Linked DNA regions of Homo sapiens: region 1 is linked to region 2. Evidence: chromatin contacts called from ENCODE Hi-C or POLR2A ChIA-PET data. All regions are on one chromosome and are shown on one strand. Each heading gives the region's core, a stretch centred on a gene start or an enhancer-like site at or near the end of the contact. The rest is flanking DNA. Distances are from core to core; before and after follow the strand shown. Region 1 overlaps LOC102723906 (a long non-coding RNA gene). Region 2 overlaps LOC102723906 (a long non-coding RNA gene).

Region 1 (2,700 bases), core at 128-2,627, 58 kb after region 2:
CAGGTTTTCCTTGTGTTAACTCCCTTCTTCCCCCTTTGCTGTGGTGTCTACACAATCGGGCACTTTCTCTTCCAAACGCTGAGCCCTCATAAGTGCTCCCTGACGGAGGACTTAACAGAGAAGCAGTTGAAAGTAGACTTGGCTTCTGGCTCCTAAGATGATAAGAAAACTTTGCCATTTCCCCTTCATGTCCACTAGCTTTATCAGATGGAAGAAATGAGTGAATGACTCACAGTCACTAGCAAATCACAGGCGGAGGAGGCAGGGGCTGCCTTAGAGCCCTGTGGACTTCAGCGTGGCCTTTTGTCTCCCATGCCACAGCCTGTGTGGGACACATGGCAGGGACATCAGGGAGGCAGCCACTCTTGGCCCGCTCATCACCACCATCCACGAGACTCCACAGGTTCCACGAGGGGCATTAAAAATAACCCTGTCTACATGGGAGGCCTTACAAGAGTGGTGACCAGCATGACTCATTTTTATCTCTGTGGAAAAAGGAGGAAGTTGTTTATGTGGAGGGTGCTGCCTGCTGTAACAGGTCAAGGCATAATGAGAGAGCTCCAAATATTTAAAAGAATGAGCAATAGAAAGCAGTTTCCCCATTGCATTTTTACATTTTAACAAAGGAATGTTGAGACTTAAAGCATTCATTTTTACTTTAAAGCAGTTTCCCAGGCTATAAACTTTGACAGGTTTTCACACAAGTAGCAGACACTAATTTGAAATAAAACTAAATTCCATGCTGCTTGAAGTGAGCTGAAATAGATAATTCCACATAGTTTAAGAATTAAAATGTGTTATTCTTGGGGTCATTGCATTCTTGCAAGGTGGAAATTATTACATAATATTTCTCTGTGACAGCCTCCTCTTTGGGGTCATGAAAATAACATTTACCTTAAATGATCCATGCCAACATCGCTATACAATCAATAGCAACACTGTGTGGTTTTGAATCAGATGTACTTCTGATAACTGCCGTATAAAATGCATGAGCCTCACTTTTCCAACCCAAAATGAAAGTCGACATAGAAAAACAGCAAAAGATGTCAACAGACTGAACTCACACAGAGGGGAAAAAAGGAAAAAAACTTAGACAATGAAGGGTTGGCTTTGAAGTGGTCCATTCTTTATTAAGCTAAGGGACAGCCTGAATCCCTAGCATAGTTTACTTAATCCAGGTCCTTAAAAAGTTTTGGATTCGATTCAGATATGGTGAGCTCCTAAGCTGAACATTTCCACAGCTGACATGACTTCCTGGCTAGTGAGCTCGGCATTAGAAATGTCTGCAGGATACAGTCCACAGTGGCACAGCACAGAAAACCGGCGCTCCTCCCTCCTATTCCCAGGCTCCTGAGTGATACAATCAAGAGGGAACTGGGATTTGTAAGAAAGAAACAGAATCGACCTCCCATTGTGAATTTAGCCTCTCAGTCAGATTTTGAGCAAAAGTAAAGCAACAAAAACAAAAGTGCCAAGGAAGAATCCAGCCCTTTGTGCAGTTTCTCTTTCAGTAACCCCTTCCCAGCAGGCTTGGTTATCACAATGAGAAGTTAGAGACAACAAAATTAGCTATCTTTGAAGGCTACGTATGTTATGATATATGAGCCAACTGAAAACTAATTAACAGTTAAAAACGATTAGGCTGTGGCCAGGCACAGTGGCTCACGCCTGTAATCTCAACACTTTGGGAAGCTGAGACGAGGGGAAGGACTACTTGAGGCCAGGAGTTTGAGGCCGCAGTGAGCTAGGAGCACTCCATCCTGGGTCACAAAGCAAGACCCTGTCTCTAAAATAATAATAATAATTAAGTAAATTGTATGCATCAATATGTAAAAAATAACCAAAAAATAACCAAGACATTGAAACATTAAGTGAAAAAAAAAAGCCCATTTCCAATTACAGAGGATAAAAAGTCCATTTGTGTGCAAAAAAAAAAAAAAGTGGAAAAACTACACATACATATTTTAAAGTTTCTGGTCTTCCAGAAACCATCGTAGTCACTTTGGGCCAGGGGTCTGCAGTAGAGGCACTATGATCACTCTGGTCCGGATAATGCTTTGCTGTGGGAGATTGTCCTGTGCGTGGTGGGCTATTCTGCAGCAACCCTGGGCCATTCACTAGATGCAGTAGCGGCGGTTCCCCACAGATGACCAGATATCTCCAGACATTGCCAAACATCCCCTAGGAGGCAAAATCCTCCCCAGTTGAGAACTGCTGCTCTGGGGAATGAGGCTGGAAGAGGAATTTTACTTTTCATCTCTCTTCCTCTGTCTCATTCGATTTATTCTCGTTTCTTTGTTTGATTTTACCATGAACATGTACTACTTCTATAAGGAAAAAAATTCTTTTTCTGAAAAAAGTTGGAGGGGGGAGTTTACAGATCCACCTCCAAACTCATATATAACTTGGACAAAATGAACTGATCACCATAAAAATACTCCATAAAGCTGTGTTACCATTTTGATTTATTTAGTAGTTTCATGTGGTACATTTACTCCACAGACCCTAAGGCTCTGTAAAAAACACACATTTCATGCAAAAATCACAAGCATTCTTATACACCAATAACAGACAAACAGACAGCCAAATCATGAGTGAACTCCCATTCACAATTGCTTCAAAGAGAATAAAATACCTAGGAATCCAACTTACAAGGGACGTGAAGGACCTCTTCAAGTAGAACTACAAACCACTGCTCGA
Region 2 (2,700 bases), core at 66-2,565:
CAGGACGGATCCAATTTGGATTGTATTATACAAATAAAGAAAAGTGATGGAGAGCTTTTGCACACAGGAAAGCTTTGCTCCTGTAGAAAGTTGGATGACATGGATGTAAAGTTGAACTAGAGAGAAAAGAGCTGGACTTCAGATCATTCTTCTTTTCAGGCAGCAAGTGTGGGCAGTGGTATTCTGGAATGGCGATGGAGGAGAAGAGGGGTGGGAGTCCCCAGGAGAAGAGGCAATAGGACTGGCCTGACCCTGGCAGGGAGAGAAGGCAGCAGGTAAGGCCCACCAACGGCCTCAGGGTCTCCTCTACTTCCTCATCTCACACATGCCAGTTCCCGGGAACCGGTGAGTTGCCTATCCTAATGCTAAAAAATGGGACAAAATCTAGTAATATACTCTCCGATATAACACACATCACACAACTTGAAGCACCATTTGAATTGAATCCAAGTTGCTCAAAACTAAAAGCTAAATGCTAAAGCTAAAAGCTAAATTCCTAAAAGCTAAATGACAACTCCACTGCCTCATTTCATGTGGTTTGTAAGCAGGAGAAGCAAACTTTCCACCATCTGTTGTTTTCCTAGCTTGCTAGAGCAAACTCTAGAATGCACCCTTCTAGGCAATCACCTATTGCTTTATTAACTTTTTAATCCAAAGAGAAGACATTTTATCCTGCATGTATGTGCCTTGGTGCCTATGTGTTGGGGGCAGGGACCAGTGTTGAACGTGAGGTTTCAACTCTGCCTCCCGAGTCTGGACATAAAATGCAGCTGCCACCTTCCAGCCCAGACAGCCCAGGCTATTTATTCTACAGTGAACTTGTGTTTGCAGCACTTCACTGAGCCAGTCCTAAAATGCCTTTTATCCCCAGCTGGATGTCCTCTGACTACTTAGCTTTTACGGGTCCACTTCCTCCTGCTTTTCCCTTTTACAAGGGTGTGGTTTCTGCAGTACATTTCTGTACAGAGATGAACGCAGAGCAGGCTATAATCCCTAATCTTATTTACTGCTCCCAATGTGGGACTCTGAAATATTGGGGTGAGGTGTTTGGTGTGGTTCTATTTTCCTCTTATAGCCAGAGCGTTTATGAGAGAGTATTTTTACAATGACTTGTGACAATATTTGAAAAGTGGGTGTAGCTTGTTCACTTGGGAAGTTCTAGGCCTTTTTCCTGCCAGAAAGAAAATGCAAGCTCAAGATGCTTATTTTGGTAAGGAGATTCTTGCATGGCCAAATTGTGCTCAAAATGCAAAGCAACCCCTTCCCCCTAGAGTATCTGTGCCTTTCAGAGCAATGCAGCAACCTCGCTTGGCTATGTCAGGCCTCGGAATTATTGTTTACATTCTCTATCGCCTGGTGGCAGTGATTTGCAGGCCTAGACTTTGCTTTGTTGGCAGGGAGGACCACTCACCTGGTTCTCCAACTGCATTTGGGCAAGCTGTGTATTCCTTTGAGGATAACTTTGTCCCTTCCTTTAAGGCCTGCTTAGATGTGAAGGTGTAATGAAGAATCATCATTACTCTGGTTCCTTGTCTAGTCCTTGCTCTCACACCTATAGGATAAGGTCCTGGTTTGGAGAAATAATTCTCTGGAACTTGCAATAGCTGCTTGGTCCTGGAAGCCTTTTGGAAGTAAAGTGAGAGAGGAGAAGCCAGGACAACATCCCCAGCAGAACGATGTCATGGTCCTTAGAGCTGCTAGATCTGAAGAGTCAGGCTAAAGGTTTCTCTGGGGTCGGGCATGGTGGCTCATGTCTGTAAACCCAGCACTTTGGGAGGCTGAGGCAGACGGATCACAAGGTCAAGAGATTGAGACCTTCCTGGCCAACATGATGAAACCCCATCTCTACTAAAAATACAAAAATTACCTGGGCGTGGTCGTGCGCCTGTAGTCCCAGCTACTGGGGAGGCTGAGGCAGGAGAATCACTTGAACCCAGGAGGTGGAGGTTGCAGTGAGCCGAGATCACACCACTGCACTCCAGCCTGGCAACAGATCAAGACTCTGTCTCAAAAAAAAAAAAAAAAAGAGAAAAAAGATTTCTCTGGATTCTTCAAAGCTGAAGAGGCAGTTTCTAAAAGTCATCCAGGAAAGCAGTGCGTGTAGCAGAAGTGCTTTGCCAACAGCAGGAGAGGCGGAGGTTCCAGGACTGGCTTTGCCATTAACTAGCCCCATCACCCAGGACAAGTCAGTGAAACTTGAACTTTTTGAGCTATAGTTTCCTTGAAAACAAAAGCTACACTGAATCAATAGTTCTGAACTCAAAGAGAAAGGCAAAGGTAGAGGATATTATGATCACCGGAAAGTTGTTTTGTTTGCATGTGTATCTGTATGTGTAACACTCATGCCTGCCACCAAACTTACAAGAATTTCAGAGTTCAGGAGGGAGGAAACCAAGAAGCCAGGGATAAATGTTTTGGAAAAGTTTCTGATATGCTTTTTATCTTTTCTACATTTTTTTAACAGAACATTTATTAAAGTTGTTTGACATACAATTTCACATTTGTCATTTTGGAAGTCCTTTACTGTAAAAAAATTATTGGCTCTGATGATAAACAGCCGTCCCAGTGATGATTCTGGGCCTCCACATTGAGTACGTTCAATTTCTTCTTGAGACAGGAGTTTCCTTCTGTATTTCTAGGGTAATGTTTTTATTATTCTGCATTGTCTGCCAGACCCTGATATCTCAGAAAATCTGATGA

What was found. Hi-C counts contacts between places; a loop is a spot of excess contacts on that map. ChIA-PET counts read pairs that join two places held with the same protein, here RNA polymerase II (POLR2A). Pooled maps may share reads with other maps.
Region 1: a map of endothelial cell of umbilical vein shows a loop between it and region 2 (5-fold over the local background). The contact joins two enhancer-like sites. A Hi-C loop is called at or near these places in 5 of 168 maps with a recorded cell type or tissue (Calu3, PC-9, endothelial cell of umbilical vein and 2 more) and 3 of 50 pooled maps. POLR2A ChIA-PET finds 5 or more read pairs at or near these places in 1 of 52 experiments (GM12878).

Annotation. Positions count from the first base shown.
Region 1 is chr4:186,843,033-186,845,732 of GRCh38, reverse strand. All of the region lies in intron 1 of LOC102723906 (a long non-coding RNA gene), which reads right to left. Among named protein-coding and RNA genes, the nearest start is that of FAT1, 120 kb to the right of the region's middle. Within about 2 kb of position 1,377, at least 19 of the 41 ENCODE cell types and tissues checked have a DNase peak (open chromatin) inside an H3K27ac peak, as active enhancers do.
Region 2 is chr4:186,900,711-186,903,410 of GRCh38, reverse strand. The region is part of intron 1 of LOC102723906 (a long non-coding RNA gene); the gene reads right to left. It also overlaps the pseudogene MRPS36P2. Among named protein-coding and RNA genes, the nearest start is that of FAT1, 180 kb to the right of the region's middle. Within about 2 kb of position 1,315, at least 3 of the 41 ENCODE cell types and tissues checked have a DNase peak (open chromatin) inside an H3K27ac peak, as active enhancers do.